Regions from separate parts of the Homo sapiens genome. Here region 2 is linked to region 1. Evidence: chromatin contacts called from ENCODE Hi-C or POLR2A ChIA-PET data. All regions are on one chromosome and are shown on one strand. Each heading gives the region's core, a stretch centred on a gene start or an enhancer-like site at or near the end of the contact. The rest is flanking DNA. Distances are from core to core; before and after follow the strand shown.

Evidence for each region. A loop is a pair of places that touch in the nucleus more often than their neighbours do. ChIA-PET counts read pairs that join two places held with the same protein, here RNA polymerase II (POLR2A).
Region 2: a map of spleen shows a loop between it and region 1 (2.0-fold over the local background). The contact joins two enhancer-like sites. A Hi-C loop is called at or near these places in 2 of 168 maps with a recorded cell type or tissue (Right ventricle myocardium inferior and spleen). POLR2A ChIA-PET finds 5 or more read pairs at or near these places in 3 of 52 experiments (GM12878, T-cell and activated T-cell).

Annotation. Positions count from the first base shown.
Region 1 is chr6:158,373,959-158,379,810 of GRCh38, forward strand. All of the region lies in intron 1 of TULP4 (TUB like protein 4), which reads left to right. Among named protein-coding and RNA genes, the nearest start is that of SNORA116, 54 kb to the left of the region's middle. Within about 2 kb of position 2,778, at least 5 of the 41 ENCODE cell types and tissues checked have a DNase peak (open chromatin) inside an H3K27ac peak, as active enhancers do.
Region 2 is chr6:158,428,715-158,435,039 of GRCh38, forward strand. It overlaps TULP4 (TUB like protein 4), which reads left to right. Exons shown (of 14, transcript NM_020245.5): 3 at 1,022-1,183. Among named protein-coding and RNA genes, the nearest start is that of SNORA116, 110 kb to the left of the region's middle. Within about 2 kb of position 3,017, at least 2 of the 41 ENCODE cell types and tissues checked have a DNase peak (open chromatin) inside an H3K27ac peak, as active enhancers do.

The DNA.
Region 1 (5,852 bases), core at 1,528-4,027:
CTTAATTTTCTTAGCTTCAAACTAGGAAACTATGAATCTCTATGTTGACATGTCCTGCTAGTTGGAAATCTTGATTACACAGACTGTATCTTGACTTATTTTAATAGTGCCGTTAGGATACTATTAATAACATAATGATGCAAAGTCCTGCTCAGATGCAGATATTCATCAGAAGTAAACAGCAGCCAAGCACAGTAGTGCCCCTATAGCCCCAGCTACGTGGGAGGCTGAGACAGGAGGATTGCTTGAGGCCAGGAGTTCAAGCCTGCAGTGCACTATGATTGCGCCACCGCATTCCAGCCCGAATGACAGAGTGAGACCTTGTCTTTAAAGAAAAAAAAAAAAAAAAACAAGAAGTAAATAGCAGACATTTTCCAGGAATTGGTAGTGTGGATATATTGCAAATATGGGTGGTATTTTCTGGGCTTTATTGGTTTTCCAAAATGGGAAGAAATTGGGGAAGAGTTTGAAACTCTGAGAAGCTACTTCTTTAGTCTTCTTTTGTATTCTCTCATGGGCGCTCTGCCGGATCAGGGAGGAGACTTGTCACAGGAATAGAAGAGTGCAGGGGTTTTGCTTCTAGCCTGCTACTGACTTAGGCAACACAGCTTATTCCTTTTTTCCCATGTAATTTCAAAAACTCACTGTTTTACTTCTTAAAGTCTTAGAAGTGGACAAAGCTGTTTATAAGAGCAGTATCCTTTTCCAATAGCAGTATCCTTTTCCAATAGCAGTAACAATGAACATAGGAAATACCATACTAGCACCAGCTGCCATTAGAGAAGAGTTCCTGGTTTCAGCTTTTCAGCCGTGAATTTACTCATGAATGGTACCTCCTGGGACTCATATTTTTGTTTTAAAACAGGTTTGAAATGTAACATTTTTCCAAAGTAGCTTATTAAGGACATTTAAAAATTTATTTTCATAGTTATCAAGGTGTTATTTTTTCTTTAACATTGTGGACTTGCTATGCTTACCTAAGCCAAGTGTTAAAGAAGTTAAGGCTGGGCATGGTGGCTCACACCTGTAATCCCAGCACTTTGGGAGGCCGAGGCGGGCGGGTCACTTGAGGTCAGGAGTTTGAGATCAGCCTGGCCAACATGCAGCAACTCTGTCTCTACTAAAAATACAAAAATTAGCCAGACGTGGTGGTGGGTGCCTGTAGTCCCAGCTACTCGGGAGGCTGAGACAGGAGAATTGCTTGAACCCAAGAGGCAGAGGTTGCAGTGAACCGAGATCGCACCATGGCACTCCAGCCTGGGCAGACAGAGTGAGACTCCATCTCAGAAACAAAAAAGAAGTTAAGTAATGAAGTTGGAATTTTTAATTTAGTATGTTCTTTTTTGTTGGCAATTCAGCGTGTTCCTTTTTTGTCCATTCATCAACCACTTGTTGAGTTTCTCCTGCATATTAACATTTGCCACTGTGAATAAAACGATAAATGAGAGGTGGTCTTTCCCTCAGTGATGGAGTGGTTTGGTGAGGAGACAGGACACACAGTTCCAGTGTAACCAGACAGGTGAGGAGGATGAGAAGGGTGTGCAAGGTGCAGAAGAACAGGAGTGAGAGGTGTTTCCTCTGGGGATGGAAGAAGTTAATCAGGGAAAAGTGTACAGGGAAAGTTACATTTGATCTGAGTTTTGAAGGAGGAAAAGACACAGACCATCACTGAGTGGTAAGAAGAAGGCTAGCTTTATCTTGAGAAGGAGTTTGTAAGAAACACTGTAGGGTAAAATGCACGCTGCTTAGTTTCATTAGCAAGTGCTTATTAAACAGCTACTCCTGACCTTGGATGGTGTTTGGAGTAAACTAATATATATAATACAGAAATATGTAGGGATCCCCATGAACAAGAACCCAGGCTAGATTTAAGAAGCCAGAGTAGTGGGGGCAAAGAATAGTGTGACTGAAAGTAATTAAACTTAAAAATATTTTGTCATGGGCAGGAACAAGGGAGATCATTGTGGCTTGATGGAAGTGAGGAGACAGGCTTACGACCTGCGGGATGGCTCTGCTTTGCTAGCTAGGGCTGGGATTTCAGGTCAGGGAAGAGCAGGGGCATGAAGGCCGGAAACTGTGGACGATGGGGGAAGTGAGGACAGCAGCTGGAGGAGCAGAGCATTAGTGGCTGTCACCTGCTGACCCAGCCCCCTTTTCCCTGCACCTCCTCTCACCTGCCTCCACTCATGTTGCAGTTGTCTATTGGATAGCACGTCACTCCAGACTCAGTTACTTAAAAAAGCGGTAACCATTTCTCTCTCATGGGTTCTGGATCAGGAACTTGGGAGCATCCTACTGGGCACTTCTGGCTTAGCATCTGTCATGAGGCCACAGTCGAATGGTGGGTGGGTGTTGCTGGGCATGTGGAAGGCTCTTCGTCCCATGTCTGGTGCCTACACTGGACAAAGCCTCCTGCTGAGCACCTCTGCCTCTCTCTTTGTGGCCGATCCACGTGGCCTCTTCCGCATCCCCGGCTCCAAAGGCATATGTCCGGGGGGAGAGAAATATGGGAGGAAGGAGCACCACCTCTTCTACGTCACCCTGAAAGTCACACAACATCTCCTCCATTGTAGTCAGAAGCCCACCAGATTCAAGAGGAAAGAACTTAGATCCCACCTCTCAAGAGGGAGGTTTCAGTGTCACAATTGAAGAAGAGCGTGTGGAGTGAGATCTGTTAGTGTGGGCGTCTTTGGGAAATGCCATCTGCCACAGCCTCAGAGGCTGGAAGGGCTGCCTGCATGCTTTCTCAGCCTCTGTTGTGGGATATCAATGAGACATAGGAGAAGTTGGCTGGAGCCCTGGGAAAACTTTTCCACATAACAGGAGCAGATGTGGCAGTCTCTGTCTCATGCTTACCCTGTTGAATGTGGCTGTCAGGCCAGTAGCTGCGGCAGCCATCCCATGACCACAGGGAGCAGCTGAGGGACTCAGGGCAGCTGTCTCTGACACCTGTGACAGCCACTGGAGAATGACAGCAACTGCCTACCTCGAGGCTGTTTGATGGAAAAGTAAAACTGCTTGTCTGAGACACTGTTACTTGGGTTTCTGTTGCTTATACCTGGATGTCTTTCTCATTGATCTGGTATGTGATATTACATAATATGGGATAGGTGAGGTGGTAAGATTTTTAAATTATTGCTGTGTAAAAGTAGTTAAAATTTTAATGGGCAGTGGGAAGCCATTGAGATTTCTGTACAGAGAGCAGTCCATGTGCTTATGAAGCACCCAGCACGCCTGCCACGTGGCCAGCACTGTCTTACACACACAGTAACATCTCTGTGGCTAAGTAACTTACAGTTTACTTGGAAAGAGAAAAACAGGTGAGTGATAACACCCACCACATAGGTATGATTTTATATGTGCCAGGTATTATGCTACAGATGTGGCATGAACTATTGCATTTAAACCTTAGGAGTATTACATGAGGAAGACACTCTTATCCCCATTGCTTTTATAATGAGGAAACAGATATTTAGAAAAGTTGAGTAGCTTGCCTAAGTTTAAAGGTAATCCATTTTGTGTAATGCAATGCATTAATTGTAATGTAAATGTAATTTGCCCTAGAATTGCAGACATTTCAAATCTTCACTTGACAATTATTTAACACATACATTGAGGCTCTAATTTGTGCTAGACACTATGCTGAGTGTTGAGAATATGGAGATGAGCATGATAGGGCTCCTGCCTTTGAAGAGCCAAGTCTAGCGGGTGGCTGACTTCTGCGTGACCACATTTGGGATGGAACAAGACATTTATTGAGGGTCTACCACGTACTAGGACTTTTTTTTTCCTTTTATTTCCACTGTGCTCAGAGACTCAAGTACTAGGAATATAATGTTTTAATGCACTGAGTTAAATTTTATAATGGTTATATATTGTAATATGAGAAACCATTCCAAAACACAGTACTTAAAACAACTGTTTATTTAGCTCAGGATTCCGTGGGTCAGCAGTTGGCCTGGGCTGAGCTAGGCGGTTCTTACACTCTCAGCTAGACTCAGTTATGTGTCTGGTCAGCTGCATTCAGCAAAACAGTTCTTCTCTGAGGGCTGATAGGCTCTCAGCTGGAATGTCAGAGGCAGCTAGGCCACATGTCTCTCTTTGTCCAGTAGGCTAGCCTGGGCTTGCTTTCAGTCTGCTGGGAAAACACGGTTCTGAGACAGAAGAGAAGCCCATTAAGTTCTCTGAAGGCCTAGGCTTGGAACTGGCACATCCTCTCTTCTGCAGCATTCCGTTGGCCAAAGTCACAGGATGAGCCCAGATTCAAAGGATAAAGAAATAGCCCTGACCTCTTGAAGGAAGGAGCTGCAAAGTCACATTGCAAGGCGGGAAGAAGATGAATTGTGACCATTTTTGCAATCTGCAAAATTGTATACCAAATTTTATTATAATAATGTATACCAAGCATATTAAGACTTAAAAGGAAAGAATAATTTTAGGGTTTCTATCTTGGGAGCATGGTGATATTATATATAAAAATTGAGCAGTTAGGATGGGGGAGCCAGTTTTTTTTTTTTTTTTTTTTTTGGTGGGGGTGGGGGTGGGAGATGGAATCTCGCTCTGTTGCCCAGACTGGAGTGCAGTGGTGTGATCTCAGCTCACTGCAACCTCTCCCCCACCTCTCCAGGTTCAAGCGATTCTCCAGCCTCCCGAGTAGCTGGAATTACAGGCATGTGCCACTGTGCCCGGCTGATTTTTGTATTTTTAGTAGAGACAGGGTTTCACCATCTTGGCCAGGCTGGTCTTGATCTCCTGACCTCAGGTGATCTGCCTGCCTCCGCCTCCCAAAGTGCTGGGATTACAGGCATGCGCTACCGCGCCTGGCCAGGGGAGCCAGTTTTGAGGGGAAGATAAATTCAGTTTGGAAATGTTGAGTTTGAGGCGACAGTAGGTTATCCACATAGAAGTGAACTTGTATTTAATTGAAAATTTGGACCTGGAGAAGTCAGGGCTCAAGAGAGAGCATTTTGGAATCATCTTCCCAGGGCTGGTGGGTAGATTCATGAGAATGATGCCACTTTAGAGCAAGAAGGGCAGAAATCTAAGTTTTGTGTGGGAAGCAGCCTGTCCTTAGGAGGTCCAGAGTGAACAGAGAGACCAGTTAGGAGGCTGCTGGAGCCGTCTGGGAGAGAGTCCAGGCTGGCGGCATAGGTGTGATGTGAAACTGGCTGGATTCGGGATGTATTCTGAAGGTAGAGTTGACAGGACTTACCAGTGAATCACAGTTGAGGTGTGAGAAGACTCAAACTTCCTGGTCTAATGAGTTGGATGATGGAGTTGCCATTTACTGAGGTAGTTCTCCTCATATGAACCTGTGGCCAGAGTTGCCCCAAAAGCAGTGGTAGGGAAGTTTTCTCAAGGGATTGCCCCAACTCTCTTGAGGTAGGGCCAGTGAGGATTCCAGAGAAAGAAGCACTAAACGCTAGAGTGCTCAGTCCAGAGCAGTTATTAGGGGACTTATGGACAGAGTGCTGCAGCAGTTCTTGAGACTGGACTGATAGTAAAAAGAGGTTCTACCTGGGCATGTCCACAACGATGGGGCAGAGTGTAATGTTTCATGACGGTTTAAAGAATGTGGCTCAGGGAGTGGGAGCTAGTTTCTACGTGTTTAGCCTTGTGGTTGATCTTTCAGTGTTTCAAGCGATAACCTCAACAACTGTATCAGTGCTTGGGAGTATTCAAGATTGCGGCTTGGGTTCAGACCTACAGGGAAAAATATGCAGCTGCCAGAGACAGAGGGTCCAGGTACTCCATGCTTCTCGATCAGGACAAAGAAAGAAAGTGAGGGGAGGGGGACCTGGGAGACCCTACAGTGTTTGGGACAGGCATTCCAGAGCTCTGCTTTGAACTTG
Region 2 (6,325 bases), core at 1,767-4,266, 55 kb after region 1:
CCAACAGACTCTGATGGAGAATCTATTACTAACCATAAGTGAGAGGCAGTGTAACAGTGGTTGAAAGGAAAGACCCTGTAGCCAGATATTCCTGGGATTTTTCCTGTTTCTGTCTCTTGCCTGCTATGTTGACTGAGTCTTCTCTGTAGATGAGAACAGTAATACCTTCCGCAGACTGTTGACTTGAGGCTTAATGAATTAATGTACATGAAACATACAGAACACTGGTGATGCACAGTATGCACTGAAGTCAGTTTCAATCATTTTTCTTAAAAAAATTTCTTTAGAGACAATACCTTGTTCTGTCACCCAGGCTGGAGTACAGAGGCACCATGATCGCTCACTAAGGCCTCAACCTCCTAGGCTCAAGGAATCCTCCCACCTCAGCCTCCTGAGTAGCTAAGACCACAGGTGTCTGCCACTGCTCCCGACTAATTATTTTGAGACAGAGTCTCACTCTGTTGCCCAGGCTGGAGTGCAGTGGCGCTATCTTGGCTCACTGCAACCTCTTCTTCCCAGGTTCAAGTGATTCTCTCACCTCTGCCTCCCAAGTGGCTAGGACTACGGGCACGTGCCAGCACGCTTGCCTCATTTTTGTATTTTTAGTAGAGATGGGGTTTCACCATGTTAACCAGGCTGGTCTCAAACTCCTGACCTCAAGTAATCTGCCTGCCTCGGCCTCCCGAAGTGCTGGGATTACAGGCATGAGCCACTTTACCCGGCCCCGACTAATTCTTAAAATTTTTGTAGAGGTAGTATCTCGTTATTTTGTCTAGGCTGGGCTCGAACTCCTGGCTTCAAGTGATCCTCTCACTTTGGCTTCCCAGCATTCTGGGTTTACAGGCATGAGGCACTGTGGCTGGCCTCAGTAACGTTTTTATAGCTTTCAAATAACATATGTTATATTTTAAGGCCATCTCCATCTTAGCCAAAAGTCTAAGTTAATGACTATGTCTAGACTTTGATAAAATGTTTTCCTTTTCAGATTACAAATTGACTCTTTTCTGTGTGTGTCCCCAAGGTGAGTGATTTCACGTGGAGCCATGATGGAACTCAAGCACTTATTTCCTATCGAGATGGGTTTGTCCTGGTTGGGTCTGTCAGTGGACAAAGACACTGGTCATCCGAAATCAACTTGGAAAGTCAAATTACGTGTGGCATATGGACTCCTGACGACCAACAGGTAACACTTCTGAAATGTGGTGGGTGTGTGACGTTAAAACCATGAGGGCTGGGAGGGAAGAAAGGGGCAGGAGAGGGGAGCTGGTGCAAAAGCCTCTTTAAGAATCACAATGGAAAAGAACAATAAAACTGTCCAGGTAAAAATTAAAATAAAAATTCTAAATGAACCATAAATTGGAAAAACAACATTTCCCACCAATATGGTAACATTAAGTTAACATTTTAATTATATAAAATGTTCATACAATTTTATTAATAAAATCTGCATAAATATGCAGTTGATATTAGATATCAAGTAAGTTGATACTAAGCTTAAAAAAAATCAGGATAGGAAATGGGATGTTTGGTATATTGCTACATCGTAAGACAACAAAGAAGCCCATCCACATGGTAAAAAGCTGGAGGGAAGTGAATCAAAAAATTATAAGCAATTTTATAGTAATGAGCCTCTGGTTCGTTTTTTAAAAATTGAATTTCAAAATGTTCTTTAATGTGCCTATTTGACTTTCATGAGAAAATAACATATAATAACAATAAAATTCTATATTGATAATTCATTTTGGAGGCCAGGCACGGTGGCTCACGCCTGTAATCCCAACACTTTGGGAGGTGGAGGCGGGTGGATCACCTAAGGTCAGGATTTCGAGACCAGCCTGACCAATATGGTGAAACCCTGTCTCTACTAAAAAAAAAATACAAAAATTAGCCAGGCATGATGGCGGGCGCCTGTAATGCCAGCTGCTTGGAGGCTGAGACAGGAGAATTGCTTGAACTGGGAGGTGGAGGTTGCAGTGAGCCAGGATTGTGCCACTGCGCTCCAGCCTGGGTGACAGAGCGATACTCCATCTCAAAAATGAAATGAAAATTTTTAAAGTATAAGGATTGACTAGTTAAAATCTTTATAAAACTTGTGTTTTCCATGTATAGCAGAATACATATAATGCCAGAATGTTTTATCCCAGAGATTTAAGTTTATTATTGGTAAAAAACCAAGCAGTATAATATGGAACCGTAACTTTCATTTTTGAGCCACTTTTTTTTAACTGAATTGCTTTCCTCTAGTCACTATATATTTAATGTTTCCATTTTTCAAGTAAAAAGACAAATATTTTTTCTCTTCTCAAAATTGGTATTATGAGATTTATGAAAAGGTATTTTCAGCTCCATGTTTCTTCCCTTGCTTTCCCCAGAGGCTTCCAATTATCCCCTAGTATTTGTGTGTATTTATATGAAATGCTTAGATTCCTTTATTATAAAGCTGCATTTTTATGGGTTTTTACTACCCCCGAGTCTCAGAAGTGCGTTGCATTAAGTGACCTTGCCCGAGGCACCTGATCTTTCCTGTATCAGTTTCTCCTGTGTGACAAGGACTGTGTATTATTTCCTGCCTAATCCCCAGGGCTTTTTAATGATCAAATGAAGGAACAGATGTGAAAGCCCTTAAAAATCCAGGAGTGGATGTCTTGGCTTCACATTCTTCCCTCGCCTAGAGTGATGGAACCCATGAGCCATCTGTGAGGCTCATCTCATGGTCCTCTGATGAGTTGTGCCAGCCAGTGTCCCCAGCAGACTGTGCACATGTAGGACAGGCAGGGGACCCACTGGGGATACAGCAGTGAGAGAGACGCAGCTCTTGCCTTTGAGGTACAATTGGACCTGTTGAGGAGACAGACCTCTCCTTACACAGAATCTGCTGCCGTGGCTTGGCAACGTGTGGAGGAGGACTTCCCAGGAAGGGCTGGCTGTGACTCCCAAGTCGAATCTGGGGTACGTTGTTCCAGGCAGCCCAAGCAGAGTTCCAGGGTATTGACACCATGGTGTGCACGTACCACAGGGAGTGGTTTCCTGCTGCCGTGGAACGTGAAGGGGGACTCCTGGGGCTGGAGGAGTCGGTAGGACAATGGCCATGGGAAGCATGGAGGCCATGCTGACGTGCCTGGCCTTGAGTCTGTAGACCTTGGCGTGAGGAAAGAGCTGATGTGGCAAGCAATTGGGTACGTGGCCGCAGCCTCTGTCCTGATGACTGCTTTTACTAACAGGTGGGATTTTGTTCTAGGAAAGCGCCCCCACTGCCTTTAAATAAAATGGTTGCAGCAGGGTGCCTGTTGTCTCAGCTAGTCAGGAGGCTGAGGTGGGAGGCTCACTTGAGCCCAGGAGTTCTCGAGACCAGCCTAGGCAACATAGCAGGACCCCATCTCTGAAAAAAAAAAAAATTAAAAAAAAAAAAAAAAGGATTTGCAGGTCACTGAAGCAATAAGGACCCTGGGAAAAATTTACCACAGAGAACATGTGTATCAGGCACTCAGTCTTGTTTGAACTGAGACATAGAGCAGGAATACTCCTCCTCCTGTCTCTACCACTCATTCACATCTCTTGCTTGGTTTGATTTTATCAATGAAAAAAGAGTCCATAGACAGGTTGTGGGCCAGCCTGATGTCTGTAATGTCAGGAGTTGGATGTGGAAAGCGCACCCCTGCAGCTCAGGGGCTCTGAACGGTGGACATGAAGGTAGAGCTGCAGGAAGCCGGATGAGTCTCTTCCTGCTTCCCTGAGAACTTTCTGCCTTTAATGTGAGTTAAAATAGCTTCCAGGAGTAAACCTCTTCCTCACATCTTGAGCTATATTGGATTATAGTGGGATTTTAGGCTACTTCCTGTCAACTTTAAAAAATATAAGCAGTGCATGGCTGGGCACGGTGGCTCACGCCTGTAATCCCAGCACTTTGGGAGGCCAAGGCGGGTGGATCATGAGGTCAGGAGATTGAGACCATCCTGGCCAACATGGTGAAACCCCGTCTGTACTAAAAATAGAAAAATTAGCTGGGCATAGTGGCATGTGCCTGTATTGTGCGCTGTTTTGCCAACTTTCTATTATGAATATGTTCAAATGTACAGAAAAGTTGAGAAAATAAACCTTCCTGAAACATTTTGCCATATTTGCACTTTTTCCTCACCACTCCCCACTTTTTTGTAGTTCTTGTTTTTGAAAGTAAGTGGTAGACATCGTGGCACATCACCCTTATATATTTCAACATGTGTTTCCTGAGAATAAAGCCTTTCACCTGCACAGGCACCCCTAAGAAATTAGCAATGACATTATCTGGTATCTAGGCTACCTTTTTATTTCCCTAATTGTTACAGGAATGTATTTCATAGTCTTTTTTGGTTTTTTGGAACCAGGATCCAGTTTAATTCATGTACAGCAGTTGGTTGTTCTGTCTCTACAGTCTTTTAGTCTAGAACAGTTTCCCGTTTTTTAAATTGACTTTTTCATGAGGTCAGTGTGGCCACCTTACACGCTGTCCCCACACTCTAGATTTGTCTGATTGTGTTTACTTATAGTATCATTTTCCTTCCGGCCCTTGTATTTCCTATAAACTGGAAGTTAAGTCTAGACTAGAGTTGGAGTAAACAATTTTGGCAAGAATACTTTAAAGGTAACATATTCTTTACTCTGAACCACACTAAAAAGTGTATAATGTCTCATCCTAGTCTGAGGGTTGCTGAGTTTAATGGAACCTTTGTAAAAACAAAAGTTGCTAGGCGCAGTGGCTCACGCCTGTAATCCCAACACTTTGGGAGGCCGAGGCAGGTAGATCACGAGGTCAGGAGATCGAGACCATCCTGGCTAACACGGTGAAACCCGTCTACTAAAAATACAAAAAATTAGCCAGGCGTGGTGGCACGTGCCTGTAGTCCCAGCTACTCCGGAGGCTGAGGCAGGAGAATTACTTGAACCCAGGAGGCATTGCAGTGAACCGAGATGGCGCCATTGCACTCCAGCCTGGTAACAAGAGGGAAACTCTGTCTCAAAAAAAAGTTATTTTTCACAGCATGTTGTTAATGTCATCTACACTTAAACAGCTGATTTGTTCAAAGGATGTGTTTTACTTCAGGCTAAAATTCATCTTCCATTAAATTGCAAGAAGGGAATGTAATCCTACCTGGAATTTATTTAGTGGGTGAGGACTCTGTATTAGTTTGCTTGGGCTGCCATGACAGAATATCACAGACTGGGCGGTTTCAACAACAGAAGTGTATTTCTCACAGTTCTTCTGGAGGCTAGAAGTCCAAGATCAAGGTGTTGGCAGGTCTCATTTCTCCTGAGGCCTGTCTCCTTGGCTTACAGACACCTGCCTTCTTATTGTGTTCTCACGTGGACTTTTCTCTGTGCACCCACATTTCTGGTGTCTCTTCCTCTTCCTGTAAGGACACCAGTCCTGTTGGATTAGGTTCCCACCCATATTACCTCATTTAACTGTAGTTACCTCTTTACAGGCCCCATCTCCAAAAATAGTCACATTTGGGGTTCAACACATTTGTTCAACAAAATTCAACATATGAGTTTTGGGGCACACAATTCAGTCCATAATAGACTGATAGAAAATATTTTGGAGAATATAAAAGTTACAGAAGAAATAGTGATATAAACTCAGCTTGATAAACTTAGGATATATTTGTAAATAGAACAGGTTTTATAGGGCTTGGGAGCAAACCAGAATGACACAAAGAGAAAATGTCAAATAAATATAAGTATGACTGGGAAAAATATCTGGGTCCTAAGTTGACGCAGAGTAATGCTGCAACAGTGAAGCTTTTGCAGTTCTGGAAACATCCAGCATCACAGCAGGGTCTGCCAGAGCGAATGTTTCATTGTCTGTGTTCTCCTTGGGTTTAGGAGAATACCTTGCCCCTTGATATGTGAAAATTATTTGAGACGTTGACATTTTGAAATATTCTTCCAGCATGTTTTGGATCTTAGCTAACTGTCAATTCACTTGGAAAGCCTTTCAACTAGAGAATGCAATGAGAACCTGAGCTGTGTTTCCATGAAAAAGGTTGACATGCTGATATGCCACCCAGCATTTCCATGCTGAGTGTGGTCCTCCTAGGGCGGTGACCAGCTGATGTGCCTGAGGCCACTGAGGAAAGGTCAAAAGAAGAGCCCCAAACTTCAATTTGAGACTCCAGTTTAAATGTGGAAGAATTTTGTGGTAACTTCTGAATGAAAGTTACCACATACATGAAATGGCATGGGAAGAAGACTCTCTCCTTGTTCCTGCCAGTCTGGGGGAGCTCCAAGAAGCAGCCCCCACACGTTTCTCTGCTGTGGGAGACAACGGGCTCTGCCCAGAACTCTTCCC